Linked DNA regions of Homo sapiens: region 1 is linked to region 2. A link is a contact called in ENCODE Hi-C or POLR2A ChIA-PET data. All regions are on one chromosome and are shown on one strand. The core of a region is the stretch at or near the end of the contact, and the rest is flanking DNA. Distances in the headings are between cores, read along the strand shown.

Region 1 (6,134 bases), core at 490-2,989, 76 kb before region 2:
TCTCAGCTACTGGGAGGGCTGAGGTGGGAGGATCGCTTGAGTCCGGGAGGTGGAGGTTGCAGTGAGCCGAGATCATACTGCTGTACCCTAGCCTGGGCCACAGAGTGAAACCCTATCTCAAAAAAAAAAAAAAAAAAAGTCCACAAAAAAAACTAGCCAGGGCATGGTGACATGTACCTGTAGTCCCAGTGACTCAGGAGGCTGAGGTGGGAGGGTTGCTTGAGGCTAGGAGGTTGAGGCTGCAGTAAGCCATAATTGTACCACTGCCCTTTGGCCTGGGCAACAGAACAAGACACTGTATCAAAAAAAAAAAAAGAAAAAAAAAAGGCTCAGCTATAGCTTCATGTCCACTGTCAAGTCTTTCTTCTCCTTCATACTTTTTCCCTACACCATTTCTAATGCATTATTCCCCATCCGAATTTTGATGCTTGTACCTACCACTGTTTTAGTAATTATCACAGTGTATTAATAACCTGTTTACTTGTCTGTCTCTCCTGCATTCTGTTCTCCACCCACACTTCCCTTCCCATATAAACACTTTCAGCTCATTGAGGACAGGGACTGGATCCCACCCAGTGCTTGGCACTTAGCGGAGACATTCAGTTAAAGAATAAATGAATAAAAATGAATGAATGAATACCTTGTATAAAAACCCATTATTCTGGCTCTTTGTTAATGAGTCTCAGCCTGCTGAGAATCACAATTACATTTCCACGTAGCCTAATCCAGCTTCCTAAAGGATTTCTTAAAAAAAAAAAAAAATACTCAACAGGAGTCCTTTTCCCTCTAGTCACCTGCCATCTCAATAAGGGCTTATAAATGCACTGGAACAGCAACAGGACTCTCATACACAAACCTCAGGACCATAACCTTGCAGAGCCCCCCAGGGATGCCAGTGCCTTGATTCACTGGGAAGTACCCAGCAAAAATCCAATTTTTCAAGGCTACCCTTCTGTAGCCTCCAAGAAGGCACATCCAAGCTTACTAGATAGCAAGAAGCATTTTTAGATCTCTTGTCTGCACTGTTGTTTTTTTGTTTGTTTGTTTGTTTTTTTGAGATAGACTCTCGCTCTGTCACCCAGGCTGGAGTGCAGTGGCATGATCTCGGCTCACTGCAACCTCCGCCTTCCGGGTTCAAGCAATTCTCCTGCCTCAGTCTCCTGAGTAGCTGGGATTACAGGCTTGCACAACCATGCTTGGCTAATTTTTGTATTCTTGGGAGAGACGGGTTTTCACCATGTTGGCCAGGCTGGTCACGAACTCCTGACCTCAAGTGATCTGCCCACCTCAGCCTCCCAAAGTGCTGGGATTATAGGCATGAGCCACCGCACCCGCCATTGTCTGCACTTTTTGAAAAGGGAATTGAGCCTCACTCATCTTATCCCTTTTCTTCTAATTGTTTCAGAAAGTACCTACCAACTTGTTTAAATGCAGCCAGATCAGGGAGACAGAAAGAATAATTCAGCCTTCCTGTTGCTGTAGGAAGAGTCTAATTATCCTGGGAGGATCTGGACCTTTAAAAAGGATGCTCTGTGGCTTAATGAAAGAATTCAAATTCAAATGGGAGCACCAAATGCAAGTCAGCAGGCATCTATGTCTGTGCCAATTATTCAGTTCTAAATAGCTAGACCAGGCAGTGTTTGTTGCAGGTTGGCCGAGATGCCTGAGTGGAAGACTGGCAGTCTGGCTTGATACCAATGCTCCTGAGCTCATTTTGGTCCCCATGTAATGGGAGTTGGCATTCAGCACACTCCAGAACGCAGGGGATGATGCCCCACTGGTGACCCTTCACACTCAAGGCTAGGACTGGCCTCCCATGGAGATTCCTGCCAAACTAGAGAGATAAAAGCCTGGAGCTCTGGAGCAGACAGACCAGTGTGTAGATCTTCAGTGTGATCATAGAGTCTGAAGGAGACTCAGACCTAATTAATCACCTTTAAAGGGGCATCCAAATTTATTAATAATGTATACATGAAGAGTTTTCTGTTTTGATCAAGGCAAGTATGAAATACTTAGAAGCTTATAATCCTTATTATATGACACTCTGGTCTGTTTGTGAAACTTTCATCTGAAGCTCTCAAAATACTTAATGGCTGATGCTTATTAATCATAATGTCATATGCTTGGGCAGAAATTTTCCTTGCGGGCTCCATGTCCTCACAATGCCCTGGCTAGAAAGCTCTAGAACTCTTGGATCCTGCCTTGTAGTCGAGAAACAAGGGTTAGAGGGCTTACTAGAGTGTGAAGATAAGTAGAAATTTCACACTTTTCTGGCTATCTCTTCAGGGTGTCTAAGGGGACGCTGCCATGAGCAAAAATCCCCCCACAGATCAAGATGGGGCATGCCTTTTGTCTGCTATGGGTCAAGCTCCCAAATTTTGGAGACAAATAGACTAGATCACACCCATTATTTTCGTCTATTTGTCATTTGAGGTTTGAAAAGGCATCTGTAGGATCTAGAGAATGGAAGGCCAAACTAAGAGAAGAGAAGGAAGTTTGTTGAATACCTTTTTTAGCCCCTACAGTCTAACAGAAGAGAATATGAGGGAATCAGGGCTTTGTGGGACCTCTTATCAGAAAGAGAATAGGGAAAAGATAAAGTTAGATCCCTGACTCACTCTGTGATGGCAATTTTGTGTGTCAACTTGGCTAGGCCACTATATCTAGCTCTTTGGTCAAATACCAGTCAAGAGATCTCTGTGAAGATATTTCTAAGATGAAATTAACATTTATATCAGTAGACTTCGAGTAAAGCAGATTACCCTCCATAAACTGGGTGGGCCTTGTCCAATCAGTTGAAGGCGTTAAGATTATGAAAAATTGAGGTCTCCTGAGAAAAAGAGAATACTGCCTCTGAACTTCCTCCTCCTCCTCCTCCCCCTCCTTCTCCCCCTCCCCCTCCTCCTCCTCCTCCTCCTTTTTTCTTCCTCTTCTTTTTTTTTTTTTTTTTTTGAGACAGGGTGTCTGTTGCCCAGGCTGGAGTGCAGTGGCACAGTCCCATGGCAACTTTTGCCACCTGGGCTCAAGTCATCCTCTGGCCTCAGCCTCTCGAGTAGCTGGGTCTATAGGCACACCACCACCATGCCTGGCTAATTTTTGTATTTTTTGTAGAGACTGGGCTTCACCATGTTCCCCAGGCTGGTCCTAAACTCCTGGACTCAAATGATCTGCCTGCCTCAGCCTCCCAAAGTGCTGGGATTACAGGCATGAGCCGTTCACCCCAGACTCCTTCTGACCCAAGCTACAACATTGATTCTTCCCTGGGTCTCCAGCCTGCCACCTGCTCTGCAGACTTTGAATTTGCCAGTCACACAACTGGCTCAATTCCTAAAATCTCTCTCTCCCTCTCTCCTCTCTCTCTCTCTCCGTATACATATCTTATTGGTTCTGTTTTTCTGGAGATCACTAACATGCAACATCATATATCAGAATAAATTGAAATGGATTAAGGAATTAAATATAAACAAATAAAAAGATAAAAGTACTAGAAGGAAATACTAACAAATATCTTGATAGGGAGTGAAGAGGGAGTGAAGGTCTTTTTAGAAAATGTCACCATAGACAGAAACCAGAAAGAGGAACACAAACAGATTTACCATGAAAATTCTATTTCTTCTAAATATCCAAAAGTACCATAAGCATATAAAAATGCAAATGACAAACTGAAGAAAATTCTCAATCTATGTATCAGACTAAAAGTGAATATATTGAGTATGCAAAGAACTGTTAAAGAATAAAACAAGCTCACCATCCTAACTTTTAAAAATGGGCAAGAACAAGAAAGTGATAAAATAAAAACAAGTGACCAACAAATATGTGGAAACTTACTTAGTAGCAAAGAAATGCAAATACAAACAAGATGTAATTGTTGCATCTTTTGCCTATCAAAAACTTAAAAGCATGCTAATATGCAATGTTAGCAATGATGTGGCAGAAGGGCCAATGTTGATGAGGTAGAAATTAGTATACCTTGATTTAGAGCTCCTTCAACTTCTATGCCTAGGTTTAACGTTGGACAAATGTGCAAAGATATTTATGCAAGTATGCTAACCCATGCAATAGTTATAACAGCATACAATTGAAAACAACCTGAATGTCCATCCATCTGGTCTTAGATAAATTATTTTAAGTCAATATAATTCAGATAATTAATATGGGCTTGTGAGTTGTATTTATTTATCCAGGCGGGTGCCCATTATTTATTAAAGAAAAACAGCAGTTACAAAAATATATGAACAGCTGGGTGCGGTATCTCAAGCCTATAATCCTAGCACTTTGGGAGGCTGAGGTGGGCGGATCACCTGAGGTCAGGAGTTTGAGACCAGCCTGACCAACATGGTGAAACCTCTTCTGTACAAAAATACAAAATTTAGCTGGGTGTGTTGGTGTGTGCCTGTAATCCCAGCTACTCGGGAGGCTGAGGCAGGAGAATCGCTTGAACCTGGGAAGGAGAGTTTGCAGTGAGCCGAGACCACACCATTGCACTCCAGCCTGGGCAACAAGAGTGAAACTCTATCTCAAAAAAAAAAAAAAAAATTATGTATATGTATATATATATATATATATATATATATATGTATATATATATGTATATATATACGTATATATATGTGTATATATATGTATATATATATGTATATATATATGTATATATATATGTGTATATATATATATGTATATATATATATATATGAACAGTAAAATCCCAGTTTTGCAAAATATATGATTTATATATGGGCATAATCTAACATTTTGAGTAGAAGAAAGCCTGGAAAGAAATAACACCAAAATGTTAACAATGGTGGGTGAACAAGTTATAGAGGACTTTAATTTGAATTTCAATTTGAGTGTGGGTATGTGGTAGGGAATGAGGAATGTTATCTGGAATTTTCTACTACAACCCTATGTTAAAAAGGTTATTTTTCTTCTTCTTCTTTTCTTTTTTTTTTGGAGACGGAGTCTCGCTCTGTCACCCAGGCTGGAGTTCAGTGGCACGATCTTGGCTCACTGCAACTTTCACCTCCTGGGTTCAAGCGATTCTCCTGCCTCAGCCTCCCAAGTAACTGGGACTAAAGGCACCCGCCACCAGGACAGGCTAATTTTTGTATTTTTAGTAGAGACGAGGTTTCACCATGTTGGCCAGGCTGGTTTCAAACTCCTGACCTCAGGTGGTCCGCCTGCCTCGGCCTCCCAAAGTGCTGGGATTACAGGCGTGAGTCACTGCACCTGGCCTTTTCTTCTTATTTTTTAGAGTACAACACGTGTGGGGTGGAGGAAGCAGCAAAGTGGGGGTGGGGTGCAACAGTAGAATTAGGGAACAAAAATTAGGGACAGTAATTTTGAGAATGTTGTAAGAGTTTAGAAACCTCTGTTCTGGTCTCATCTTTGTGATTTTTTGCCATCCTTCCATTTCCCTGACTTCATTAGAAGTAATAGTTAGGGGAAAAGGGACTTATCTGGGGGGAGCAGAAAATCAGAAGCAAAGGAGACTGCATCCTGTTCCATAACCTGTCTGACAGAGGTGAGAGTGGGAGCAGCACAAAAGAAGGGGTATAGAATCTGTAGACAGAGTAGAAAGCAGATGATCCCTGGGCCACAAGGAGGAGGGAAGGGGCTGTGCCCGATTAGGGAGGAATGGCTGCCCTAGAGGATGTGTTTTGTCCCCACCAAACTCAAGAGAGTTCAATTGCCAGTGTGGCAGTGTTGGGAGGTGGGGCTAGGGGGAGGTGCTTGGGTCATGGGGTTGGATTCTTCATGAATAGATTAAAGCCATCTTGTCTCTTGGGAGTGAGTACTCACTCCTGAGACTAGATTAGGTCCCTGGAAAGCGGGCTGTTATAAAACAAGGTTCCTCCTTATGTTTGGTCCTTTTGGCATGCTTGCTTCCCCTTCACATCTCCACCATGTTATGATGTAACATGAAGCCCTCACCAGAAGCCAAGCAGATGCTAGCACTGTGCCCTTGGACTTTCCAGCCACTAGAATTGTGAGAAAAACAAAAAACAAAAAACTCTTTCTTTATATATTACCCAGCCTCAGGTATACTGTTACAGCACCATATAGTACCACTAAATGAACTAAGAGAGTCCCGTATACATATCTCCAGATTTTTTTAAAACCACTGCCTACTCTAG
Region 2 (5,847 bases), core at 3,136-5,635:
AAGGTTCCTGGTGGAGTACATATCTGAGAGTTTTAAGTAATGTGCAGGAACTTGTTAAGAAGAAACAGCATTCCTCAGAATGGATTTTGCAGGTGAAAATAATGGAGAGAAGAAATTTCAGAGTCAACAGCTTGAGCAAAAAGCAAAGAAGCAAAAAGCCCACGTACATACAATCAGGGAGAGGTGAGAGCCTGTGAAGGCGGCTCTTCACATGTCTCTAATCTCAGTGAACTCTGTGTTTCTGCCCTGACTCTGCTCATTGTACAACATGGGGGAGGGGTCCTCCTTCCATCCCTTTCTCCTCTTCAAGGGTGACTCTTGGGTACTCAGAGTTTTATGAAATTAGGAGACCAAACTTGTTTCGTTTGTTTGTTTGTTTTTGAGACAGAGTCTTACTCTGTTGCCCAGGCTGGAGTGCAGTGGTGTGTTCTCGGCTCACTGCAATCTCTGCCTCCCGGGTTCAGGTGATTCTCATGTCTCAGCCTCCCGAGTAGATGGGATCACAGGCATGCACCACCATGCCAGGCTAATTTTTGTATTTTTAGTAGAGACAGGGTTTCACCATGTTGTCCACTCTGGTCTCGAACTCCTGACTTCAGGTGATCCAACTGCTTCAGCCTCCCAAAGAGCTGGGATTACAGGGGTGTGCCACCACACCTGGCCCAAACTTGTTTTTAAGGCCCCCAGATCAACAGTGGCTGCTACAGGCTTAAGAGTATGGCAAAAAAAAAAAAAAAAAAAAAAAGGCTCTAGGCTCCAATGCAGAAGTGACCAGGCTGAGCTCCTCCTTCCAGACTACTGACGCACACCAAAGCCCTCTGCCCTATGTTAGAGGCTGGGGATGCCAAAAAGGACCATTCCTGGTTTTTCCTTCTGGGTTTGGAATTTACTGAGAAATAAGACCAGGTCTGCCTCCTTACACACACTACTAACAAGCATCCAAATTGGGGCCGTCATTTGAGTCACCTGGGAAGTTTGCATTACATGCCTAGTCCAGGGATTCCACTATCTTGGAAGAACATTTCTGAAATTCCTTTGTTGGAATTTCATGGGGTCACAGTCAGACCCATAGACACCACCTACCCAGTTCTACTCTTCACTTCGTATGTGGGGTCACCAAGGCTCTGGAGCTTTGAAACCCACTGAGACAACATTTCCAATTGCAGGCACAGCTGAAACCTATCCTCTGCTTTCCTAAGACATGACTTTCCTTCAGAGCCACTTTACAAGCCACAGAAGAAATCCTAAGATTTCTTAGGATTCTCCTAAGAATTCCTAAGATCTCCTGAATCTATAGCAGTAGTTGTTCATTTCTTTGAATCATGGAGTCCTTGGGGAAAATCTGTTAAAGCTAAAAACAGGATCCCTCAGTAAAGAACACATACAGCCAGGTGTGGGGGCTCACGCCTGTAATCCCAGCACTTTGGGAAGCCGAGGCAGGTGGATCACTTGAGCTCAGGAGCTCAAGACCAGCCTGGGCAACATGGTGAAACCAGTCTCTACCAAAAATACAAAAATTTAGCCAGACATGGTGGTACACACCTGTGGTCCCAGCTACTTGGGAGGCTGAGCTGGGAGGATTGATCCCTTGAGCCTGGGAGGCAGAGGTTGCAGTGAGCCAAGATAATACCACTGCACTCCAACCTGGGTGACAGAGTGAGACCCTGTCTCAAAAATAAATAGACAAAAATACACATATACTTAAAAACTTCCACACACTCCAGGATGAGAACTCTTGCCCTATGTCAGCATACTAACTCCTTCCTTCAAATTTCAACAGCAGCTATTATGCAGCATGATCATCTTCCTCATACTCTAGACCTCCAGCCAAGTGACTTCTGGCTCTTCCCAACTATCAAATCCCTAAAGGAACGAGATGTTCCTGTGCTGAGGAGGTCCAAAAGAATGTGCTGTAGATTCAAAAGCCATTTCCACAAGGAGCATTCCAAGGATATTTGAAGAAATCCAGAGTCCCTGGAAAGCACAGCTTCTCCAGATGACCACCTAGAAGAGGGTAGCATCTCCGTACCTGTGCTGGTTGGCTCTTAAATAATCAGTCCCTTTCCCAGGCAAGGCTCATGGGGAGCCTTTGGTGTGATAACTTCTTATATGCTAATACAATAATGGACAATTCCAAAGCTTAGCAGAGAGCCCCCATTAGCAGATACTGCCTTCTCCATTCAGGTTTTTGGAACCACGCCAGGCAGTTATGTGCATCTGCCTTCCTGTTCCAAACTTTGTATAAACATGTACCTCTATTTTCTTCTTCTTTTTTTTTTTTTTTTGGTGGCGGGGGGTACGGAGTCTCACTCTGTCACCAGGTTGTAGTGGAGCGATCTCGGCTCACTGCAACCTCCACCTCCCAAGTTCAAGCGATTCTCCTGCCTCAGCCTGCCGAGTAGCTGGGACTACAGGCATGTGCCACCATGCCCAGCTAATTTTGTATTTTTAGTAGAGACAGGGTTTCACCATGTTGGCCAGGATGGTCTCCATCTCTTGACCTCATGATCTGCCCGCCTCGGCCTCCCAAAGTGCTGGGATTACAAGTGTGAGCCACTGTGCCCAGCCTACCTCTATTTTCATCTCCACCTCTCCCAACAGACTCTGGGCACAGACATGAAGGTCAGACACTGGACTCATGCATTCATCATTTATATGTCTATTTGACATGTATGAAAAGGCCACTATATGTTAGCACTGCTAATACAATGGTGAACAAAATAGTGCTGCAGCTTCTCAAGCAAGGCAGGCAGGCCAGGTAGGGTGGCTCGTGTCTGTAATTCCAGAACTTTGGGACGTTGAAGCAGGAGGATCACTTGAGCCCAGAAGTTTGAAATCAGCCTGAGTAACATTGTGAGACCTCCTCTAAATTTTTTTTTTTTAATTAGCTGGGCATGGTGGTGCACGCCTGTACTTCCAGCTACTCCAGAGGCTGAGGTGGGAGAAGGATCGCTTGAGCCCAGGAGTCTGAACTTGCAGTGAGCTATGATCGCACCACTGCACTTCAACCTGGGTGACAGAGGGAGACCCTGTCTCAAAGAAATAAAGAAAGAAAAGAAAAGAAAACAGGCAAACAAGCAATCATATAACAAAGTGTGGCTAATACTATCCTTTGGGAAATACAGAATACTTGATAGGACAGCCTGGTCTCCCTGGGGGAAAGGAAACTTTTAACTTAAGATCTGATGTACATCCTTTCCAGGGCCCAGCACAAAGTATGTGCTCAATGTGAAACATTACCCTGGGCAAAATCCTCCGGGCTTGCTGGAGAGGTCACTCACTAAGGGGCAATTGTTAGTCAATTTAAGAGTGGTTGTGGTGAGCCAAGGGCCCAGGGCCTGAGCATTCCGAAAGCCAGCTAGCGTCAGGTGCAGCTGGTCACCTCATTCAGCTCTTTCTGACACATTTGTGAAGTGGTAGGAGAAACAATAGACTTAGAACTCCTGTAGGGTTCAGTCCCAGGGTTCTGCCACTGATTACATTCGTGTGTTCTCACTTGTCCTTTTGTATAATGATGCCACCTTCCAGAGCAAAGGAATCTATGAAAGCCTGTTGCAAATGTAAGGACATGGAATCTATTTATCTAATCTATCGCCTGGCTGTCTGAATTTGCAGGGGAAGAAGAGGGCAGGGTAAACAATAAGTTTAGGAGAACTGGCAGGGGCACTGCCTTGTAGGGCTTGTGCCTCAAGCCTTTTGTTGTCTCGCATGATCTGGATTTGGCAAGGAGGGGGCAGCTTGAATTCCGGGCGGGCTAAAAGGCCTTGGCTGAGGTCTAACGGATTTCACAACACAGTATGGAAAGGCTTCCCACGAAGCGATCGGGGTGGGGGATGGGGAAAGCTGCAATTCTGCAAACTGGGAAAGGGTAGGAGGTGGGAGGTTCCCGAAAGCCAGGATGGAGTAGCGATTAAAACCCTTGATTACTGACACTACCCAGCACCCCCAACCGACCCCCTTCAAATCTCTGCCTTAACAACCGCAGCCTACAGGCAGTGTTATCACAAACTTGCACCGCAGGCCCTACCTATGAGCCCAGTCAGCCCTAAGGCAGCAGCCAGCCCCTGAGTGGCACGGGAGGAGCGGCCCCCACCTCCGGCAGCCGCGCATGCGCGCCGCTTACTCTGCGTTCCAACACCTCTAACACTCATCAACGGCGCCCCGATCCGCAGATTAAAGGAGCCTTCTCCCCTTTTACCCCCGGCTGTGCCCCATGCTCAATACACAGCAACTCCAGAGTCCATAGGCAGCTGTGCGGCGGTGGGGGTAGAAGGAAACGAGTCAAGAAGCTCTCGGGCCCGGCCCGAAACTACAACTCCCAGCAGACCCCGCGCCGCCCCGCCTTCTTGTGGGCGGGCCGAGGGTACCCAGCAGCTTAAAGCGGCGAGATCGCGACGTGTGTGGAAGGCTGGGTGCATGGTCTGCGCTCTGTGATCCGGCGCTGGGAGGGTGGAGAGAGCGGTGGCATCTTTCTGTCTTGCCTGTTGTACCTGAACTAGCAAACAGCACAGTTGAAATAACCTCTGAGCGCATTTAGAGGCGTCTCTCAGGTTCAGCAACTTGTTGCCCCTACTTCACAAATTCTGCATTGTTGGTTTAGCAAATGAGAACCTGAAAAATCGCCTGTATGTTAAATTTCTTCTTCTTTTTTTTTTTTTTTTTTTTTTTTTTTGAGACGTAGTCTCACCCTGTTGCCCAGGCTGGAGTGCAGTGGCGCGATCTCGGCTCACCGCAACCTCTGCCTCCCAGGCTCAAGAGAGTCTCCTGCTTCAGCCTCCCAAGTAGCTGGTATTACAGGCGCGTGCCACTACCACCCAGCTAATTTTTGTATTTTTAGTAGAGACTGGGTTTCACCATGTCAGCAAGGCTGGTCTTGAACTCCTGACCTCAGGTGATCCACCCACCTTGAGCTCCCAAAGTGCAGGGATTACAGGCGTGAGCCACCGCGCCCGGCTAAATTTCTGTGAAAATAAATTATTTTCCCTACCATGTCCAAGCAACCCTATTTTTTTTCCTAGTTTGCAGGTGTCTGTGGTTGATGTTTACTATCACTTATTTTCCCTAAAGACTCAACACACAAAAAAGAGGGGAGTCTGTTTAAAGAAATTCTGCAGTGAATCATCCTGAAAACGTAAAAACTTGTTTTGATAAGTTTTATACTTTAATTTTCTAACTTTTGTAATGAAGTGTCTTTAAAATGCAGCACACTTGAAATCCTTTTTTAAAGTGCAGAGTTAAGTGGTATCCTAATTTTTGAATAGGACGCAGAGAAGTTTAAAGAGGTTTAAGATCTACTCTTTGCTTCTTGCTAACGATGCAAAACGATGGTTCTTAGAGGGCACGAGGGATAGCTACCTTCTAGAATAGTGCTATTGGTCTGCACGACTGTAGTGGGTTTCTTGAACGGTGTAGTTTAGACCGTGATTTCTTACAGCCGCTAATGAACATCCTCCACATGCTAACGATGAACTCCTTTTGTTTTTGTTTGTTTGTTTTTTCCAAACAAATACAATTTAAGGGCCTCCATGGGAGTCATTTGGGAACTTAAATGCAGAATGGTTTAGCGTTGGATTTTTTCTTTGTTTTTGGAGTTAGCTTCAGCCTGCTGTTTTATGACCATGTGTGTGTTCACTCTCTTTAGTGTGGCATTTATGGATAACATGAAATTGGCCAACTTGGCAAAAGTTAACAAGATACATAATTTTTTATTTGTTCTTTGTGTGGGGCAGCCCAGCAATAGGCATACTGAAAAATTGAAATAATAGTTGATGTATAGTGATTTTGATCACTAGAGCAGCTATTGTGTTCTGAACAAACCCCCCATACACTGTGAAACATTAAAAGGGA

What was found. A loop is a pair of places that touch in the nucleus more often than their neighbours do. ChIA-PET counts read pairs that join two places held with the same protein, here RNA polymerase II (POLR2A). Pooled maps may share reads with other maps.
Region 1: a map of Caco-2 shows a loop between it and region 2 (5-fold over the local background). The contact joins two enhancer-like sites. A Hi-C loop is called at or near these places in 1 of 168 maps with a recorded cell type or tissue (Caco-2) and 8 of 50 pooled maps. POLR2A ChIA-PET finds 5 or more read pairs at or near these places in 7 of 52 experiments (A549, BJ, Caco-2 and 4 more).

Annotation. Positions count from the first base shown.
Region 1 is chr9:105,040,216-105,046,349 of GRCh38, reverse strand. No RefSeq gene overlaps it. Among named protein-coding and RNA genes, the nearest start is that of CT70, 51 kb to the right of the region's middle. Within about 2 kb of position 1,739, at least 3 of the 41 ENCODE cell types and tissues checked have a DNase peak (open chromatin) inside an H3K27ac peak, as active enhancers do.
Region 2 is chr9:104,966,814-104,972,660 of GRCh38, reverse strand. No RefSeq gene overlaps it. Among named protein-coding and RNA genes, the nearest start is that of CT70, 22 kb to the left of the region's middle. RefSeq lists enhancers at 4,322-4,371, 4,452-4,501. Within about 2 kb of position 4,385, at least 34 of the 41 ENCODE cell types and tissues checked have a DNase peak (open chromatin) inside an H3K27ac peak, as active enhancers do.